2 separate regions of the Mus musculus genome follow, and region 1 is linked to region 2. A link is a contact called in ENCODE Hi-C or POLR2A ChIA-PET data. All regions are on one chromosome and are shown on one strand. Each heading gives the region's core, a stretch centred on a gene start or an enhancer-like site at or near the end of the contact. The rest is flanking DNA. Distances are from core to core; before and after follow the strand shown. Region 1 holds the start of Mkln1os (muskelin 1, intracellular mediator containing kelch motifs, opposite strand). Region 2 overlaps 2210408F21Rik (RIKEN cDNA 2210408F21 gene).

Evidence for each region. Hi-C counts contacts between places; a loop is a spot of excess contacts on that map. ChIA-PET counts read pairs that join two places held with the same protein, here RNA polymerase II (POLR2A).
Region 1: a loop to region 2 is called in a map of left cerebral cortex, with 1.8 times the contacts of the local background. The contact joins the promoter of Mkln1os here to the enhancer-like site in region 2. A Hi-C loop is called at or near these places in 1 of 37 maps with a recorded cell type or tissue (left cerebral cortex). POLR2A ChIA-PET finds 5 or more read pairs at or near these places in 1 of 5 experiments (Patski).

What each region holds. Positions count from the first base shown.
Region 1 is chr6:31,395,415-31,400,665 of GRCm38, forward strand. Mkln1os (muskelin 1, intracellular mediator containing kelch motifs, opposite strand) reads right to left here and starts at 3,359. Exons shown (of 3, transcript NR_040300.1): 1 at 3,201-3,359; 2 at 284-380. It overlaps Mkln1 (muskelin 1, intracellular mediator containing kelch motifs), which reads left to right and starts at 3,414. Exons shown (of 18, transcript NM_013791.2): 1 at 3,414-3,540. The coding sequence starts at 3,443.
Region 2 is chr6:31,285,802-31,290,793 of GRCm38, forward strand. All of the region lies in intron 2 of 2210408F21Rik (RIKEN cDNA 2210408F21 gene), which reads left to right. Among named protein-coding and RNA genes, the nearest start is that of Gm38782, 45 kb to the left of the region's middle. Within about 2 kb of position 3,355, at least 1 of the 3 ENCODE cell types and tissues checked has a DNase peak (open chromatin) inside an H3K27ac peak, as active enhancers do.

The DNA of each region.
Region 1 (5,251 bases), core at 2,109-4,608, 110 kb after region 2:
TAGGGAACCTGGTCAATTTAAGAATTACTCTAGACTAATCTCTTTTTAGCATGTACGACTATCTAGATGACTTATATATGTGTTGGCCGAACAGAACATGGTAGCTTTATGAAGTGCAGCCTTGTCTGGCTCTGCTGCTCACCCTGGTCTCCCTAGCATCCGGGAATGCCTGGGGCATCAGAGCTTTCCTTGATAAGTCTTCCTCTGGGGGGGGGGGGAGGGAGAGAGAGAGAGAGAAACCTGAAAACCCCTAAGATAGCGACCCTCTGGGAGAAGTACTCACACGGGCCTCTGGGGGACAAGAAGACTGGCTCACTGGGGCTGTGTGCTGCCATCACACTGTTGATCCTCCGGCTCCATGATGGTTTTATAGACCCCCTCTGTGAAGTACAATGGTACAGGGTGACTGTCTGGCTGCTGTCTGTTCCCAGGCCTCTCATGTGCATCTCTGGATACAATCCCATCACCCACAGTCATGCTCCAAGGCGGAGGAGGGTAAAGATGGACCCCTAGAAGTCTGATTTGTCAGGGATCTCCTGAGGAGTCTGCAGGTTCCTGAGTCTCCAATTTTATTTTAACATTTCTACAAATTTTGGGCTGAGTATCAACACACCTGTTTGTATTTCTGTTAACACAGGAGCACCTATTTGTGTCACAAGAAAACCGTGCTCTCCTTATGGTGAGTGGCCTCACACTGTGCTCATGTCTTAGGGACATTTACAGTGTGTGACACTCAGTTTTCCTATGTAGTACCCCAGCCTCTATCTGAAACTCAGCACAATTTATTTCTTCCTCAGTGAGCACTCACTGAGCATCTACTATGTACTAGGCTACACTCCATTGAGACTACAAACCATAGATATGACTGGGAACCGGATATGCGTGGCTCCTACCACAATGGGAGTTATCTTTTCAGGACAGAGAAACACAAAAGAACTAGAAACACAGTGTGGTGATTGTTAAACTAAGGGAGGGGAGTCCGGGGGTTAAGGGAAATGAAGAAAGTGTCAAGTGACCATAACGTAGGTGATGGGGTAAGATCTCCTGAGATAAAATGATCTGAAAAACAAGCAGGGTAGAATGTGGGGTGGGAGGTGTTCCAGGCTAGGAAGAGACCATGTCTTGAGGGCAGAGAGGATATGCACCACGGAAGTAGCAATTTGGAATGCGTGGTTAGTGTCATGGAATAGAGTGCTGGTGCGGAAGGGTGTGTGTGTGTTCGCGCACGCATGTGTAGGGAAGCAGGAAAAGGAGAGAGGCTGAACACTCATTGAAGAGCTCACTGGTAAGCCATTGATAATGGAAGGGAAGAGAAAGCCACAGAGGAGCTGAGCATGGTGACCCCCGTCCTCAAGAGAAGCAGAGGTAAGAAGTACTCTGCAAATTCGAGGCCAGTTAGGTTTACGAAGTAAGATTCTGTCTTGAAAACAACAACCATGACAGCTCTCCCCTCTCAAACAAACAAACAACTGCAGGAAAGTCTAACACTTGAGAAGAGTTGGTTTAAAGCTGCATGGCGGGTGAGGTGAGGAGAAGCACCGAGTAAAGCTGGGAGCTGGAGAGTGGCCTCCCCAGGGAAGGAGGAGGTCATGCCAATGGTCATGCCAATGTCCAGTGCCAAACAGTCACACCTGAAAACGTAACTCAGGTAACATTATACGGACTCAACCGGTTATACTGGAGAATAAATATTTATATACAAGTACATATATGCAATAACAATTAATGAAAAAGGGGCCATAAATTTGAATAGTAGGGACAGCTATATAGAAGGTTTGGAGGAAGGAAAGGGATGGGAGAAATACTGTAATTGAATTACAATCTCAATAAGAAGAATTGGTTTATATCTGTTTTTCACATTATATAGTTGATCAGGAACTATACAATTCTCTGCCTGGAAGAAAAACAACAACAACAATAACAACAACAACAACAATGACTTACTAAGATCCAAAAAGAAGAGGAATTAGCAAATTGTGGGTCCTCTAACTGGAGTGAATCCCCATCTTATCTTCTCCCTTTTAGAAGACAATCTTTCCCTCCAAGATAATTTCTCTGTAACTAACTTCCTCCATGGTAGGCAGTTATCTAACTGAAGTCAGTGGGGTTAGAGCATTACCTCAGGGGTCATTACCTCAGGGGTCATTACCTCAGGGGTCAATACCTCAGGGGTCATTACCTCAGGGCTCATACTCATTCCCAACAAAGTCTTAAACACTGAGTATACTTGTGGTCTAGCTGACATTGCTAGTGGTATCATAGTAGAGGCTACTGCTAAAATTTCACCAATGGAAACGAAGCCAATAAAGAATTGGAGAGATTTGATGGGCCGGTTAACGATCATAATCAAAAAGAGTAAAACTATTGGATCATTTATTGAGATACTCTTTGCTTGAGTTTTTAATATCCTCTGGTTGACACAATGATGCAATCCAAACTTCCAGGAGTCCAACCTCTTAGGCAGGGAGTGACACGATTTTGGGTGATGCCGCTAGGTAAGCAAGGGCATATTTATAACCCTGACAAACAGGTACTAGACAGGAGCATTATCTAACTTTGCCACCTATTTAGGCCAGATGTTCCTTTTGTGATAAAAAGCTGGAATGATGCCTGCTGTCAGGCTTCATGAACAGTATGTATGTTGGAGGTGGGTGGGGTGTACTCATTATTCCTTCTGAAGAAGACGCGATCTTTTCTCAAACATCTCTCTCTTTCCAAACATTTGGGCTAAATTTATGTTAAAATTCAAAGCAAGCAGATTTAATGCCGGAGACAAATGATGGCACACAACTTTCCAACTCTGAGCATCTTCCTGGTATGTGGGCGAATGTCATTTCTGGGTACAACGATGCCATCAGAATATTAGTAAGAGAGGCCGACAAGAAATGTTTACAGACTGATAGCAGAACACACTAGCTGTTCCTTTATCTTGCCTCCACCTGACCCTTGAACACGGTGACAAGGACATTTTTACCCCAGGTCAACTGCAGAGACAAAGGCCATACGTTATTATTGCACTTCAATTCTCCTCACCTCTGTTTCCGGAGAGGATTTATAAACAGGCTAGAGCAGTGGTTTCCAAAGTAGGAAAGATGGAAAGATATTCCCTTCCCAAGCTCATCGAATTTTCCCTTCCTATTCTAGGAGACGTTTCTTTCTTTTTTTTTTTTTTTTCAAAATGTCCTTGGCTTTGTCTTTACCTGAGCTTGTATGAAAAGTCCTCTGTGCCACTCCTCTGCCAGCCTCACAGGAAAGGAAAGCCTCCCTGGGAGGGTCAGCTAGGAAAGGACAGCGTGGGAAACCCGAGGAAGCGGCCTCCAAGCAGCCAGTGCCGGCCCTGCGCGGTCGGGTTCCCGGCGCGGCCCCTTTAAGAGCAGGCCCCGTCCCCGCCCTCCTCCTGGCGGGGCTGGCGCTCGGTGGTGGCCGCTACGGTGCTGACAAGATGGCGGCTGGCGGGGCTGTTGCTGTGGCGCCGGAGTGCCGGCTTCTGCCCTACGCGCTGCATAAGTGGAGCTCCTTCTCCTCCACCTACCTTCCCGAGTAAGTGCGGGGCCCCGCGCTCGAGCTGTCGGAGCCGCTCGGTGAGAGCGCGGCCCGCCAGAGCGTGCGGTGTGGGGAGCGGAGCCGAGAGAGGCCCAGGCGGGGCCTGTGACGGGGAACGCGCGGCCTCCGGAGCTTCTCAGTGCGGCGGCCGAGTGCTCCGGCCTGGCGGGCCGAGGCCGGGCTGAGGGCCCGGGAGCGAGCTCCGGGTGGCGGCGGCGAGGCGGGCTTGCGCAGCGGGAGGTGAGGCGGAGCGGAGCGGGGCTCCGGGCCCGGGCCGCGGGCGAGCCTCCCCCGCCGTCGGAGGTGGTCAGGGCGACGACGGGGGCCCGGTCCTTCCCGGACGGCTCGGACAGCGCCGGAGTTCCTGAGCCCGCAGTAAAAGTGCTTAGCTCTGCACGAGTGGCGAGAGAAGTTGGGGAGTCCATCCGCACCCTGGCGAGAACTTGGAGGACTGGCAGAGGGGTGTCTTGGCTTTTTTTGGACGGGGGGGGGGGCTGGAAGTTCTGAAAAAGATAGGGAAGGAGGGCAGGTCTGGGGGCGTGCGGCTTGCCCGAGGGCACCACCAAGTCAGCAGAAATGGCCTTAGGAACACAACGAGGAACGGGTGCAGTTTTCCGTTGCTATTCGAATAAAATTGCTACATCTCCGGAGTGTCCTGAACAGGGAGTGTGTTCCATTCGTATTTTTAAAATTCCTCCCGTTTGTTCAGATTGGATTTCTCGAGTCCAGTCGGTCAGGACTCTGGAAGTTGAAGCTGCGGGTGAAGAGTCAGCCTCCGCGGACTGCCCACCTGCCCTCCTCCTAGTCACCAGGTCAAGGGTTGGCACTGAAGCCTTGTAGCTCCCGCCCAATGAAGGCTGACCTGTGGTCTGATCTGGCCGGTTGTGGCCTGTTGATAGCTGGTACATGGCCACATCTCTGATTGATATTGGAACCCAGCTTTTAATTTGAGGGTGAGCTGGATAAGCACCGACCTTCATTTGAAGTGGACTTGTGGCTGTTCATTCTGTAAACCTCTGTTTTTTTGTTTTTTGTTTTTGTTTTTTTTTGGTAGTTTTTTCTTTTGGAGGTGTGTGTGTGGTTGTTTGTTTTGGAGGCCTTTTTAAGGTTGTTTGTTTTGACTGACTCCTTTGAATCTGAAGATAACATTTTTTTTTGTGTCTAGGTTAGAGAGTTGGTGGTGTGTCACTAACTACCTCGAATGACTTTTTCCACCCCCAGGTCTTTGGTTAGATAACTTACACTTTAGGTTGTCTGCCATCGCTTTACCTTCTGGTGTAGGCATGAGACTGGGATAGCCCAAATCCCAGTTGCATTACCTGTTGTATGGGCATGTTAAGGAGAGAGGCATTTCTAAAAGGAGTCTTGATCTGGTGGGATAGTGGTTTTAGTCAGCCTCCAGTTTGGAGTGGGGACAGCACCTGCTGTTCCAGTTGGACTGCAGCTGGAAGAAGCCATTGCTATAGCTTCCTTAAGGCCACAGAGAAAACAGTTTATTTGCACTTAGTACTTGCACTTAGTGTATCTTGTTTAACCACAAAGACATTTCAAACATATAGTATAGTTTTAATTTTAAAGCCCTTTAGAGTTAAGCAGTCCGGAGTGAAGGAGTGCAGATGAGCATTAGGAAGCTTGGGTTTGAGAACTTTGTTAGGCAGGCTGGTGTGTGTCTGCCTTAGTTGTAAAATTCTTGGTTCTGAACTTAGGT
Region 2 (4,992 bases), core at 2,105-4,604:
GATTACAGGCCTATGCCAGCATGCCCAGTTTTATGCGGTCATGGGGTTCTAGTCTTGGCCTTTGTGCAAACTAGGGCAAGCGTTCTATCCACTAAACCGTATCCTCAGCCCCTTCTTATCCTCTTCTACGGGAAGTAAACCCTTTTCCTCCAGAATGACAGAGATGAATCCGAATGGAGAAGCTGGGGTCCCAGAATTGGTACCAACACTTCTATGGGTAACACATTGCTTTAGATCAGAGGTCAGCAAACCCTGTCCTAAAGGTCGGCCCCAGTGCAGTGCCCTGGCCTAGGAGTCCATCTACTAGGACAGTTCATCCCTCTGTACACATTCGCTCATCCTCCTACAGGTTGGCCTATGCTCGGCCAGTAACAGCAGGTTCAAGAGAGACACTGGAGGTAGGCCCTTGAGGCTCGGCTTGGACTCAGCACAGTTACTTCTGGTCCATTCTGATAGCCAGAGCCAGAGAGAGGCACAAAGCCAACCTGGATTGGAAGGGTCCAGCATGCAGCCCCAGTTCTTGATCAGAGCTGCTGCAAAGCGACTCTGCAGACAGCAGGGAGACTGGAGGGACAGAACCTGGCCGTGTTTGAAATCCCAAGCAATCGATCATACTCTGGAGCAGCACGCATCCCAACCACAGATTTTTTTTTTTAAATGTCGTCTCTGGGTCTCACGGGGAAAGATGTATTCATCATACCTGTCTGTTCAGCCCCCACCCACAGCTATGAGTCATCACTCTCTTCAACTGAAGGGACCATTATCCTCTAGCACATGACAGACACAGAGGGGGAGGAGAATGGGGCTCCTTGGTGAGGCCCAGACCCACATTCCTGCCCCTACCTGATGAATTTCACTAGGGAACCAGGCTCGATTTTAACCCATTAAAGACATAAAGCAAATTGTTATCCCAGATGAAACCAGTGGCTGAACTGAACATCCTTTGGGACTAATGTCTAAACAGACCTACACAAAATACTCTTGCTCATCACTCCGTGCCCCACTTAAATGCAGGTGGCATTAAAATTGGTCACTGATGTCTCTCTGTCTAGATGGGACTGAACCAACAGATATGGGACAGCTCCTTTACTCACTAGCTGTTGGCTGGTACCCCACCCCCACCCCATTATTGCTCTCTCTCTCTCTCTCTCTCTCTCTCTGTCTCTCTCTCTGTCTGTCTGTCTCATGTGTCCAGTGTGTGTGTGTGTGTGTGTGTGTGTGTGTTGTGTGTGTGTGATGTTTCTATTTCTTGGGGTACATGTGCGTGTGTGAGGAGGTCAGAGGTAAAACATGGAATGTCTTCCACAACCACTCTCCATGCCGTTTTGTTTTGTTTTGTTTTGTTGTTTTTCTTTGTTTTTGTTTTGTTTTTGTTTTTGTTTTTGGAGACAAGTTGTCTCTGATCCTGGAATTCATCAGTTTGGCTAGACTGGCTGACCAGTGAGCCCAGGGCTCCCCCCATCTCTGCCTCCCTGCCACTGGGGTTAAAGATGCATGCCATCATGCCTGACTTTACAAGGGTACCTGGCATCCAATCCCAGGTCCAGATGCCTGCACAGCAAGCATTCCACCAACTGAGCCACCTCCCTAACCCATGCTCCTGCTCAGCTTGTCAAGATAGGGTCTCACCCTCTAGACCTGATTGGTCCCGAACTTGTGGCAGTGTTGAATTTATAGTCAGGGGCCGCTGTGTGATTTTTTTTTAAAGTTTCTTGCCAGAAATTCATCACTGTTATCAAACTTGTTTCAATAAAGAGTGTTTAGTATAAAGAACAAGGATGTCAAAAACCCTTCATTGCAGTCCTTTCCCTGGTGCCAGGGGATGGCAGAGCACAGAACTCATAGATAACACTTGTTTGTTAAGAACTTCCTGAAAGGTGACAAACAGAAACCAAACTTTCAGTCAGACAAAAACCACATGGCTTAGGTTTGAGAATATTCCTTCTGTTCCAAAGCCACTCAGGGGTCCTTCGGCGTCTGCAGGAAGCTGACGCCCTGACACCAACTTCCATGGAGTTGCTGCTGTTGAGACTTCTGTAGGAACAGCATTCGTGGGTGGAAGGAACATGCCAGATCTCAGGGAACTATTAGATGCCTGTTGACTCAGGCGGCAGGACCAGCTGTGAACAGGAATGTATTTTTACGTAGCTGCAGTGGAAAGGAACAGGCCTGTTGAAATTATTGCCGAGGTGGGGACAGAACCTGCTGGGATATTTGTGGAAGGTTTGGTTTATGGGGGATGAGGAGATAGAGCTGTCTCAGGAGGTACAGCTTGAAGATTCTAAATTCAGAATTAATGCTGGGCATAATGGCACATGCCTTTAATCCCAGCATTTGGGAGGTGAAGGAAAGGGGATCAGGAGGTCAAGACCAGCCTTGGCTACATGAGACACACACACACACACACACACACACACACACACACACACACAGAGAGAGAGAGAGAGAGAGAGAGAGAGAGAGAGAGAGAGAGAGAGAGAGAGAGATTTTGATTGATTTTCTTGGATAGGTCACATGATTGAATGATATAGCTACCAGGTAAAGTCCTTTCAAAATTAGACCCCAACAAAGATTTCTTTCTCTCATGTTTCTGTATCTCCCACCCACCTTAGGAATGTCTTTTAAAAACACAAATCCTGCCAGCCAGCTGCCCCTGGAAAGAAGTCAAGTGGGATGACTTCCTGTTCAGGGGGAGGGAGCAGGGGGTGTCACCTCTGCTGCCTCTCCTCTCCTCTCCTCTCCTCCCAGCTCTTAGGCAGCGCGCAAAGATCTTCCTTCCTGCCTGCAGAGGAAGCCCATCGTGTTCTCTTAGCCCTACCTTGGCATTCCTTGATGTCTTTAGAGAAGCAGATGACCCCGGCTGAGCCAGACAGTCAGCAGAACAGCAGCTCTCGATGCTGCGTTTGGAAATTTCCATTCTTTGCTTGCAGCTCTGAAAAAAAAAAAATCTAAAGAGCCCAGTAGCTGGGAAATTTCCACAATGGAAAATTTTAACATATTCTTTAGCTCTAAACTGTGCAGGTTTATAGACATTATTTTTTTTTCTTTCTGGTAATTTCCTTCTTTAACAACAATTTATGAACATGGTACCACTGGAGCTGAGGGAACAGGAGGGCAGGGTGACCTAGGGGGTGGGCATAGCTTGCTTAGCAGGAGGCTGCACTATATAACGGTGTGACCGCTCAGAGCACCACCATCCTGAGGCCCGCTGGGTGGGAACTCATCCAAGTCGAGCTCACTTGCCCGGGAGCACTGCAGGGAAATCTGTGTAGAGCCTTGAAATGGAAAATGCACGGATACAACTTGGGAGCCTGACATGGTGAGTCACGTTGCCAGCAAAAGCAACCCTGAGCAGATGATGATCCCTAAGACCGCTGCTTCCTGAACCTGAACTTAAGCTGTAGGCTCTGATGCAGTCAGTTGAGGGTGGGAGCTAGGCTGCATTACCAACGGATGCTGACCATCCAGGTGATGCTGATGCTGCCCTTCCTGAGGACCACGGTGTGCGGCATAGCAAGACCTTCGTCAGCATGCAGCCAGTGCCCTGCTGGCTGAACACTGCCAGAGGGTGGCTGGAGGTGAGCTCAGGTGACAAAGTTGAGGTCTCAGAATGGAACTCAAAGTCCTCTGGAGAGATGCTCCATGTCAATCTGGATAAAGAGGCTCCTTTAGAATGGAGGGGGTGCACAGCATTGCCAGAGGCTTGGCTTGGAGAATGCCTGCAATCAGGACCTTTCCAGAGAAACTCATGTGTAACTGGTGATGGTTCCTTAGCTAAGCCTGGTTCCTGAATGGTTGTCCAGCACTGAGTGAATGACCAGTGAACCAGTTCCCAACACTGACTGTGACCCGAGAAGAGTCCTGAGAGGCAGTTTCTGCCGCTCATGTTCACTGTTATTGAAATAAACTTTTAAAGGGACTTGGAGATTTTCTTAACAGCTATCTCACCTGCTGGATAGAGGAAAGGAGAGGGAGAGAGGCAGAGGGGAGAGGAAGACAAGAAAAAGAGGAGGTAGCACTATTAGTCTAGGATGCTTCCACCTCGTGATCTGTAGTGTGTCTGCTCCATGCATTTTTTAAAGCAACACTTGACCTAGTTCTGACTTTCTATTCAGTTGGACTTGGGGTAGTTTATTAGTCCATACACAGAGGACGGAGCGGAGGGAAAACCAAAGGAGATGGCAGTCATGCAAATGTAGTAGTTGCGAGACAGACTTGATCACATGGACTATTATCTCTGTCCTGCTATGCTAGCACCCACATGGTAGTTTAAAATACCCGTGACTTTCAGGGTTGCGTAGGGATTTGAACATCTGCAGGTTGGTTGGTAGCGTCTTCTTGAGATACTTCCTCCCTGACGAGAGGTGTGATTCAACAGGGAGAGGACACCCTCTGGGCTCTGTAGAGGAGAGCTGATTGGTTTCCTTTAGCGTGATGTTTGATGAGTCATTCTTCACCTAGGAGTTCTCTTAGGATCTGCAGTCAATCAGACAATTTGCTTGATCCATTTAAAGTCACATTATTATTATTATTGCTATTATTATCATTAATTACTCAAAGGAGTGCTTTTGTTTTATGCTTCAGGTGAAATTCACATAACAAAATCCACTATTTTAAAGGCAGCAATACAGAAACCTGTAGTGTCTTTGTGACATTGCACAACTTCCCCTTGTATCCAGTTCCCAAACATTTTTATCACTCCCACAGGGAAGCCTCGCATCCATTAAGTTGTTACTGCTTGATGCTGGCTCCCTCCTTCCGGAACCTGGTCACCGCCAATTTACTTTCTCTGTGGTTCCCGGTCTGGGTATTTTACATAAGTGAATTCCAACCATGTGTGGCCATTTGCTAAGTCACATCTCCTTAAGAATAAACATTATGGTTCTAGGGAAACCTAACATTACTGAGTGCTTACAGCACAAGGCGTGCGACCCTTACAAGTAGACTCCATATACAGATAAGAACATGGAGATTCGGAGAATTGCCCGAGAC